Linked DNA regions of Homo sapiens: region 1 is linked to region 2. A link is a contact called in ENCODE Hi-C or POLR2A ChIA-PET data. All regions are on one chromosome and are shown on one strand. The core of a region is the stretch at or near the end of the contact, and the rest is flanking DNA. Distances in the headings are between cores, read along the strand shown. Region 1 has its middle 79 kb from the start of MOK. Region 2 overlaps WDR20 (WD repeat domain 20).

What was found. A loop is a pair of places that touch in the nucleus more often than their neighbours do. ChIA-PET counts read pairs that join two places held with the same protein, here RNA polymerase II (POLR2A). Pooled maps may share reads with other maps.
Region 1: a pooled map shows a loop between it and region 2 (2.5-fold over the local background). The contact joins two enhancer-like sites. A Hi-C loop is called at or near these places in 1 of 168 maps with a recorded cell type or tissue (DLD1) and 6 of 50 pooled maps. POLR2A ChIA-PET finds 5 or more read pairs at or near these places in 6 of 52 experiments (GM12878, H1, OCI-LY7 and 3 more).

The regions. Positions count from the first base shown.
Region 1 is chr14:102,223,421-102,228,785 of GRCh38, forward strand. It overlaps a transcript of WDR20 not described here and a transcript of MOK not described here. Among named protein-coding and RNA genes, the nearest start is that of MOK, 79 kb to the right of the region's middle. Within about 2 kb of position 4,116, at least 2 of the 41 ENCODE cell types and tissues checked have a DNase peak (open chromatin) inside an H3K27ac peak, as active enhancers do.
Region 2 is chr14:102,178,914-102,184,304 of GRCh38, forward strand. All of the region lies in intron 1 of WDR20 (WD repeat domain 20), which reads left to right. Among named protein-coding and RNA genes, the nearest start is that of WDR20, 42 kb to the left of the region's middle. Within about 2 kb of position 3,483, at least 2 of the 41 ENCODE cell types and tissues checked have a DNase peak (open chromatin) inside an H3K27ac peak, as active enhancers do.

The DNA.
Region 1 (5,365 bases), core at 2,866-5,365, 45 kb after region 2:
TGGAAAGTTACTTTGCAGATGGGTGTAAGGACTCATGGCCCTCTGAGGTGCGGCGTGAAGATGCCCTTTTTACCCGTTGACGTTTATTTTACGTAAAATAAACTGTTGTTTCCAATGCAATCAACTCTGTATTATATGTATAAATATTGTAATTCTGCAATTGGGGAAAATAGTTACTTCACTAGTAATTTTCATCATTTAAGAGTGATATTTCTAATTCACAAAAGTTAATATTAAAACTATCTTGAATATACCGCTTGTTTATCTTCTGTTAAATTGGCTTAGTTTGTCCTGTACATTTGGGTTGAACTGGTTGGTATGGAATTGTTTTGTCTTTTTCACCCCATGTTACTTGAAGCCCCCTCACCAGTCACACTTGAGATGGGCTGTTCAAGAATATGGCTCAGGAGGGCGTGGGCTCTGTGGTCGCCTCACAGCCTCAGCTGTCTGTGGCCACTGTGGGCAGCTGCACGTCTGCACAGGGCTTCAGGATCACGTTTCCATACAACTCCGAGTCCTCCTTTCGTCATTGAAAGCCTGTGACCACACATAACACAGTTTCTACAGTGAGTATGAACATGGGACATGAACTAGCTAATCACACTGTTTACCTGAGATTTTTTTTTTTTTTTTTTTTTTGAGATGGAGTCTCCCTCTGTTGTCCAGGCTGGAGTGCAGTGGCGCAATCTCGGCTCACTGCAAGCTCCGCCTCCCGGGTTCACGCCATTCTCCCGCCTCAGCCTCCCGAGTAGCTGGGACTACAGGCGCCCGCCACCACGCCCGGCTAATTTTTGTATTTTTAGTAGAGATGGGGTTTCACCATGTTAGCCAGGATGGTCTCGATCTCCTGACCTCGTGATCCGCCTGCCTTGGCCTCCCAAAGTGCTGGGATTACAGGCGTGAGCCACTGCGCCCGGCCTTACCTGAGATTTTTCTTACTTGGTTGAAACCAGCTCGTGAGCATCTGAGTTTAGGGCATCCCACACCTGCTCAGCGAGTTACTGGAATCCCAACAGAATGTGCAGCTACCAAGCAGAAGAATGTTTATTTATTTTTTTAAAAAATCATATACAACTGGATCCTTCGAAAGCTTTATTTTGTGAGACTTTAAACCATGAAGTGTCTGAAACCTATTTCTCTAATTCATCACATTAAATTGGGGGCATGTCTTTACTTTCAGGCTTTTGAGGGGAGGTATGCTACATTTTCACCATTTGTATGAATGCAGCCACGGAAAACTTCACATCAGCTCAGCCCTCGGTTTAGTTTTCTTCGGAGGAGACATTAGTTACAGCTTGAGTTCTCAGCCTGCCCCACTCGAAGGCGCCAGCAGGGACTCTGGATCACGGGGCCATGAACTATGGAGTGAGTCTTCTAGAAAGAGAAATAATAAAAGACACTAAGACTTGCTGTTCTAAATGAAAGAATCAGAATGGATGAATTAGACACATGCAGAGTGACCTCTGTATTAAAATAAGATATTAGCATGTTTTAGGTACTTTGGTATTTCTGTCATCTTAAAGTGTTGATTGCTAGGTGCTGTCAGTTATACAGGAAGCCAAACCCAGGAGGGCCCAAAACAGCTACAGTGAACTGCGGGTGTATTTGGAAGGCAGAAGGAACTACTTTTGAAAATAAATCTAGAATTATTTTCTGTTTAAGACAGAGTCTTACCTGTCATCCAGGCTGGAATGAAGTGGTGCGATCATAGCTCATTGTAGCCCCAACCTCCTGGGTTCAAGTGATCCTCCCATCTCAGCCTCCCGAGTAGCTGGAATCACACGTGTGTGCCACCATACCTGGGTAATTTTTTGATATTTTGTAGAGATGGGGTCTCCTTATGTTGCCTAGGCTGGTCTCAAACTCCTGGGCTCAAGCGATCCTCCTGCCTCAGCCTCCCAAGATGCTAGGATTACAGGTGTGAGCCACCGCACCCGGCCAAGTCTAGAATTCTTAATCCAGCCATCTTCCTGGTCATCTCCTTATTCTGTCTCCTGTTTGTTGGAAGTGGCAGGTGAAAGTTTAATACCAGGACAATAATTGTGTAAAGATTTGAGCAGTTTGGTCAGATGATCCAGCCGTGTCCAAAACTTTTGTTGGCCCCGAGATGGCATCACTCGAGATGGTTAGTCCTAGCTCTGCCTCAGCCCAGTCTGTCACCCTTCGCTGGTTCTGGAATGCAGTTTGCATTTGGCCATCACTGTACTAACGCTGTCAGATACGCCCCAGTTTACTCTAGATGCATGTGTGTCAGGAATAAGTCTTTATTTTTATGGTGCTGTTCCTAAGACTGCTCTGTAGCCAAGTGGGCCAACATGACTTCCAAAATCTAACTGCCTCGTAACTGTTCCCACCACTGTCACCATGGACTCAAGCATTCAGCAGGCCCTGGGCAGATGGTAGCGAGGCAGCGTCAAGGCTGGTCATGCCCTCACTCAGGTGCCCTGGAAAGACTAGCTTCCCTGGTACGATTTGGGTTTGCTCTTCTCACTTGTTGCCTTGCACTTTCTTACACTTCTGGCGTTGGAGAATGCACGGGGATTAGGCCCAGAAGAAGCCAGGAAGAGGTCGGCCGTGCCAGGGGTGGGTCTAGCTGGACTCTAGCTGCCTTGTGGCAGGCTGGCTGCACCGCAGGTGTGGGGACAGCAGAGCAGATGGGAGGTCACGGTCGCACTGCTGCCGCCTGTCACACGAAGACGTGCACGTCTGAGTGCCAGATGGAAATGGCTGATGGAGATGGCTGCTTACTGCTTCTCCCTGCAAGGCCTGCCCCCGCCAGTGTGGGGTGTGACTGGGCTCCCCTGTGCTTCTGCCCGGTGTCTTCTTTAAGGTCAGGAGGGTGAGGTGGGTGGATGAGGGTAGGCTCACACAAGAAGGGTGACACTGCGGCCGGGCAGCATGCAGGTGCTCAGCAGAGGGTTGAGGGATGAACGTGTTTGAATGGGGAGGAGGACGGCTGAGGCCTCATCCTCGCTTCCGTTCTGGGTTCTGTGGGGATAATTCAAGCGCTTCAATTGCATTGCACAGAAGAATGGAAATAATCCGGCCAGCCAGGGTTCACGAGCTTTCCAGTTTGGGGTGGCAGAGGCCCCGCCGGGGCCCCGGCAGCAGGGCAAGGTGGCCTCCTATGGGCTGAGCCAGCCTGGCCCCTCTGCCCTCAGCCCTGGCCCCCATCACAGGGCCCAGACGGACACAGGGAACCACACGCAGCTGAAGCGGCCTGGGGACCCTGACGCCTCCTGCCAAGAGCAGGCAGGTGCAAGGGCCAAGTGCAGGGCGGGAAGTCCAAGGGTGGCTGGCAGGATTTCCCTTTTCTCCAAATCTGTAGGAAATCATCACCCTCGGAATCTCCACCCTTGGACTTGGGAAGCTGATGTGGGAACCCTGCTGTGCGCCACAAACCCCGCCGCTCCTCCATGGAGGGGGCCTGTGGAGCTGGGCTCTGGTCCCCTGCTCACCTCCAGCCTGGAGGCCCAGCTGCCCTGGGCCCTGGCGTGCCGGGCTCGACACTGCTTCAGAGCGTTTACGCCCGAGTCTAACTAAACCAGGAGGGCCTCAAGTGGTGGACCTTGGGATGGTCCTCCTCTTGCTTTAGGGACTGTTTCTTGCCTCCAGAGGGCCCCCAGCCCCGCTGCCCCCACCACGAGGAGTGTGACAGTCAGGACAGGGCAGCTGGTGTCCTGGGCACCGGCATCTGCAGACCACATTTGCTTTCTCAAAAAAGCCTGCAGAAGAACTGTAAAGACTTTCCCTTCATATTTTATAGACATAAAGAGAGTAACACGTTTCCCAAGTACACACTCAATCCGTTAACATGCCTGACCCTGAAGCCAGGCCGGGGGACAGGGCATGGCCCTCCTAGCCACCACTCCCCTACCCACAGGTCCCTCTCTTGTGACCTGCGCGCCGCCCCCCCTACAGCCATCTCCCCAGCCTTCTGTCCCCCAGCCCTCCCTGCTGCTGGGCTCTGCCCACGGCCTTGACGTCCGACTCCCCTGGGACTCCCAGGCCCTCTGTAGAGGCAGAACGGCACCACCCCCCTGCTCAGACACCTCCCCTACAGCAAGGGCAGCCCTCAAGGCTGCACCAGGGTCTCAAATGGGTTTAAAAGGAGCCCGGGGAAAGGCCTGCACTGCACCCTGCTCTGGAACATTATGGCAAGCCTCCCTTCCGGTCTGAAAATTACGGCAAGCCTCACTTCCGGTCTGAACATTACGGCAAGCCTCACTTCCGGACTGGAATCTGCCCTTCTTCTTGGGTTCCTTTGCCCCCATGTGGTGCAGAGTGGGCACCTGTGCCCACGGACTCGCTGCCCCACGCTCCCCGCCCTTGCCTCCTCCTCCAGCCTGCCCTCCCTCCGCGTGGCCCGCGGTCCATCTCCTGCGGCCCCGCTGTCGTGTCAGGTGGCCTGGGGCTGGGGCCAGGACCACTGGAGAGCACGTGAAGGAAGGGTGTCACAGATTTGTCTCAACAGGGGAGCAAGGAGGCTTAAACACTACTAGCCTGGGAAATTTAGCCTTTTTCAAAAATATCTCTTTAAGTTTGGGAAGATGACAAAAAAGAAAGAAGACCCAATTACTAAGTTACTTTCCCAGATAAACAAGAGGACTTACTAGGACTTTTCTTGTGCCCAGCAGCCCGGCCAGTGCCACGGTTTCTTTGCAATGTTCCCATTCCCATCCCCATGGGGAAACAGGTTTCTCTTTCTAGGACACAAGGTGCCCAACTTATTGTTGGCACTCAGCAAACAGCTCAAAGCACCCACTGACAGGCCAGGGGCAGGGCTCCATACTCCCCAGAGACAGCTGAGCACCAGGAGCTAAAATGACAACGTGGTCACCTTGAAGCCTATGCTCAGAAGAGACCCTTCAGGCCTGCCCTGTGCCCCGCACCACCTCGCCAGGCTGGTCACTGAGGAGCACACAGGGCTCCGAGGACACGCCTGTGTGTGTTCCTTTCTGAATGGTTCTTCAAATGAAAATTAAGCCACACCAGGCCAGGCGCGGTGGCTCATGCCTGTAATCCCAGCACTTTGGGAGGCCGAGGCGGGAGGATCACCTGAAGTCGGGAGTTTTGAGACCAGCCTGACCAACATGGAGAAACCCCGTCTCTACTAAAAATACAAAAAAATCAGCCGGGCGTGGTGGTGCATGCACGTAATCCCAGCTACTTAGAGGCTGAGGCGGGAGAATCCCTTGAACCCGGGAGGTGGAGGTTGCAGTGAGCCAAGATTGCGCCATTGCACTCCAACCTGGGCAATGAACGAAACTCCGTCTCAAAAAAAAAAAAAAAAAAAAATTAAGCCACACCAAAGTCTTCCCAACAAAATCAATTCCCCTCGTGTGCCCACAAAAGCTAAAATAAA
Region 2 (5,391 bases), core at 2,233-4,732:
TATATAGAGATGAGAGAGGGGAATCTCTGAGGGATGTAGTAACTTGCCAAGGCTACACAGCTGGTAAGTGGCAGCCGGAGATTTCAGCAAGGCCTGTCAGACTCCAAAGCCTATGTTCTTTCTAGCACCCCACCCCGCTTTTCATGTAAACTCTTGCTCCCAGAGAATGCGTGTGCCTGTGTGGCTGTCATGTGGTTTTATAATAAATGGTTGTAATACCTGTATTTCTAGATTTCTCTCCTCATATACTTAACCCACCCAATAAGCAGCAACCTTTCAGCTTTTTAAAAAAAGACTATTTTCTATTTAATAATATTCATTTATTTACAATGTGTCAGAATTAGGAGGTATTATAAAAGCGGCCTTTGAGATCATATTCTAACCTCTGTATTTTCACAGGTAGAGCCATCATATGTGCTACTCTATTTTTGTCTCAGAAATTAAACTTTCATTGAGGTGTAAATTGGTATACTACACAGTTCTGACCTCTGAACTTCTAACTTTTTTTTAAAGTATTTTTTTTTTTCTAAAAAAAAAAAAAAGAAAGAAAAAAGAAATGGGGTCTCACTATGTTGCCCAGGCTGGTCTTGAACTCCTGGCCCCAAGCAGTCCTCCCATCTCAGCCTCCCAAAGTGCTAAGATTACAAACATGAGCCACCACACCCTGTCTGTATTTATAACTTAAAAAAATTATGCTACATCAAGTACAGTAAAATCTTAACTGATTGGAAAGAGTAATTTTACTGGTTTAACTTTGCCCTTCCTCACCCCCTTCATTTTCAAATCCCTCCCCTCATATTTGTACATACATTTTCCAACAGGTGGCTAAATATTAACTTTTATTTTTTAAATGCTTTGTAAGGAATCAAATACTTATTTCCACGCTAACTCACTGTAGTTCTTGGTTTGAGTGCATTTAAAAAATGTAAATTGATACTATTAATAATGATAACAGTTACGTCGGGACGGTGGCTCACGCCTGTAATCCCAGCACTTTATGAGGCCGAGGCAGGCGGATCACTTGAGGTCAGGAGTTCAAGACCAGCCTGACCAACATGGTGAAACCCTGTCTCTACTAAAAATACAAAAATTAACCAGGCGTGGTGGCAGGCGCTTGTAATCCCAGCTAGTTGGGAGGCTGAGGCAGGAGAATCACTTGAACCCAGGAGATGGAGGTTTCAGTCAGCTGAGACTGCACTCCAGCCTGGGCGACATAGCAAGACTGTCTCAAAAACAAAACAATAATAATAATAACAGCCAGTACTTACATAGCACTTACTTTGTTCCAGGTATGATTCTGATCACTTTACATATTTTAACTCCTTTAATCCTCGAACGCTGCCTGTAGCAGGGTCACTGTTGTATTAACCCCATTTTCCCATTTTGTGGAAGTGGTGGTATATAAAAGCAAATAGCTTGTTCAAGCTCACAAGACAGAACCTGAAGGCATCTTGGCTCCAGAGTCTCTGCTCTTAACCACTCTTTAGAGTGTCTTGCACGTTTTCAACCAGAGCTTTCTCTATATAACATATCACTTTACACTTTTAAAATAGCATACTATTTATTGCAACTCCTGGGTTCAAGGGATTCTCCTGACTTAGCCTCCGGAGTAGCTGGGATTACTGCTTGGGGTGAAGAATTCTGTAAGAATTTTGTGAGAGCAGGGCAAGTACTCAGGCTTGCTGTGGGCAACAAGAAAAGTGGGGACGTTGTGTTATTTTGGGTCTCTTCATATTTAAAGACAAATCTAGTTGTAGTACTCTACACGGAGGAGAGATCAGATCTTGCTGTGTCACTTTAGAGATTCTCTTTTGGTTTGTAGTCACAGCTGCTGTCTATGAGACCTGCTGCTATTTGGAGCTTTACCCTTTGTCGTAACCATGTGAGGGGCTGGCCTGCATTTCTTAGCTTTCCATATCTTTGTACCCTAGTTTAAAATTGCTGCCTGTTTCCGCCATCCTTGTATTTGCATACAGAATTTTGCATACATCCTTGCTGACTAGAGTTTTTTTGGTGAGTATTTGGCTGCATGGCAAAGGGATGATTTTCCTGAAGGTGGCCAAAAGCTTTGGAAAGAGCTGTGGATGTGGTCTTTGTCATTAGTTCATCAGGACACATTCAGCTTGAAAGCTTTGAATTATCAAGAGGCAAGCAACTCATGTCTTCCAGTACAGTTGCTGTCTCCTGAAGAAGGCTGGCAGCATTCAGAACATAACTTATGAACTTTAACCAGATGAGTGTCATTTGGTTTATCCTAAATTTAATGAGTTTGGGTAAGTCTTCTGTAGTTCATGGCACTGTGTTATAAATAATAGAATAATTTCAGGTTCTGTCTGGTAGTTACTGTCTGATGTAGAAGCAAGAAGACCACAGGTGAGAGGAGAAGGAGACTGAGAAATGAGGGCTTTGGGTTAGATTACCTTAGTGCTCTTCCTAGTTTCCTGGGCATGGTGTACTTACAGTGAATGAGATCAGAGCTCCGAGTTGAGCTGCTGTGTTAATTGGTTGTATGATTTTAGGCAGTTAACTTCTTTGGTCTGAGTTGCAGCATCTTGAGAACAAGTGTGACTTTTTTTTTTTAATGACCATTCACCTGAGGTGACTTTTTAAAGTGCCACTCCAGCTTTATCTATTATCTGATCCCCTGATGTAAGACTTAGATTACATAAGATTTTTCCATATTATAAATATATTACAGAATTATTCACACTGGGAAATGAGTTGCTTCTGTAGTCTACTTCTTTGGGAATAGCTTTATATTTAACTTTTAAGCTAGTAGTTGCAAAATTTTAATTCTATATATTACGTCATATGAGACTGCAGTGCATTATACGAGATCATGAGTGGTAAGCTTAGCATAGAGCATAGCCATAGCATATGTGGAATTGTTGACAAGCGTTAAGTTTTGGATTATGGTTGATTTTAGCCTTCAGTGTGGAGCTTCCTATTCAGTTCTAAGTGGGTTGGCCTGCTAACCTACATTTTAAATACAGCACTGTCCCTTATTGAGACTACAAATACACCTCCTTTCCCTTTCAGTGTAATATTTTTATTTCAGGTTTCAAGATTTTAACTTCTAAATGCTAAAAATATTACTGAATACTTGAAAACAAATTTCACTGTGTAACCCTTTTAGCTGTTTCTTCTGGATTAAGGGTAGTGTAGGATTCAGTTTTCCTAGAATCTTTAGAAGACTGTAAAATTGGTGATAAATTCTCAGTTCAGTTCTTATGAAAAAGATATGGATTCATATTATAAATATATATTAGAGAAAAAATAGGGAGCTAAACTTGGAACAGATTGGATTTCCCAAAGAGGACTCTGGGGAAAGCTATCTTTATTTGCCACTGTAGCAAATTAAGAGCACACAGTGAACTGTTCTAACACTGAATGCCATTTGAAGAGTAAAACAAAAGAACTAGCCATGGCTTCCTCATCTGTTGCCTGAATGGTTGGCTTCTTTAAATAATTTTCCTGGCCTCTCTCCTCTCATTGAGTGATGTCACTGATGCCACAGAAAGATGAGTAATAGACTCCTGTGGTCTTAATTGGTGTGAAACTTTATGATTTGGCCTGTTTGGAATATATTATCATCTGTTGATGATATATCATTCCCATTCATGCATTTGCTCAGTGTTACAGTAAGCTTCCTTTTATTGTGAATTTTACTGTTCATCAAGTCACAGATTTTTCTGTGACCCTAATACCAAGCAATGACATGCTTTTAAACTACTAGAATAATTTTGAAATAGTTTTAGTAGTTTTTTTGGTTATTTTTTTCTATTAAAAAATTATATATAATATATGATTATTGACAAAAAGGCAAAAAATATTATCTAAATATTACCCCCTCTTTTAATGGTAGACACTTTTAATATTTTGGTGAATATCTTTTCAAACTGTTTTCTTTGCAAATATGTACATGTAAATAAATATATGGCCCAAACAGAATTAGACTTTTTTTATTCCATAAAATACATATATATACAGGTGGTGCATACCTGTAATATACAGGTGGTACATACCTGTAATCTCAGCTACTTGGGAGGCTGAGGCAGGGTAATCACATGAACCCAGGAGGTGGAGGTTGCAGGGAGCCGAGATTGCGCTACTGCACTCCAGCCTGGGCAACAGAGCTCTCCGTCTCAGAGAGAGAGAAAAAAAAAGAAAGTTGTGCCATGAACATTTTTTTTAGGTTATTTGAGGATATTCGACATATATGACAAATGACTAACAGCACAAGTGCCAAGTGAGTAGTTGCAGTGATGAACTAATGCTGTTGAACTTCCGATGAAGGCGAGATCAAAGCTTTTCCTCACACTAGTATTTGGAAGATCAGCTCTCTGTTACCCAAATTGATTTGAGGCTGTATTCTTCAGCTCACGCCTGGTTGGATCAGAGATTATTTGAATTACAGAAGCCAAGTCAAGCATTTTGGCCACTTGTTTTAGTAGCTGATCTCCATTAATGTTTAAGATATGTTTAATGTTCTCTCACTCTAGCTCTTTTGCTTCCTGTTTGAAACACAGCAGTGTACTATGTCCAAAATGCTGTCATATGATATACAATTACTGCTACACGTGTTGTTTATTGAAATTTTAGACATTACAGATTCAGTAGCTTGTTCTAGCTGACGCTGGGTGATTGAAAAGGGAGAAACAGCTAGATATGGTTAAAGGTGAAGTTGTAAGCATTATGAACCTTGGGCAGATCACCACCTCTTCCTGGGCCTCAGTTTCTCTGTAGGATGAGGAAATGGAAGTTTGTAGGCCCTCTGCACAACTGGGGACTTAGGGCCGTTTTCACTTAGGATGGGAACTCTTCTACCGATTGTTGCTTATGTTACTCAGCAACTTGAATTGGAAATTTAAAATCATTTATGTGCTCTGCTGAATATAATGAGCCCATGGATGGCCCAAAGGTTAGAACAACAACAGTGTAGTAGTTAGGCAGCACACAGGAATTACTCTCTGCTCTACAATGCTCTGTAATTTACCAGTGTTGTCTCAACACTTTCAGAAAGGCATAGAATTCTATCTTTAAAAAACATTTTTTTCTAAGAATTTGAAATCATCTTTTGCAGAAATGAATGCATCTTGCCTTTTCGTCAGTGTGAGATACTGGTATTCCCTTTAGAATGGGAATACGTATTCCTATACATATTTAACAGAAGGGTTCAATAAAAATAGGTCATTTGAATATGTCAGCATTTTAATGTGATGAGATCTGGTGTTAGTATGTGTGCAAATTGAATTTATCTTGATGTTTATTCATAGCTTTTCTTTAATGAAGAAATCAGTATTTCATTAGCCTAAGGAAGCCTCACAACAGCCATTTGTGGTGACTTGCCTTGCGATAGGAGATCTAACCTTCCGTGGAGTACAGCATCAG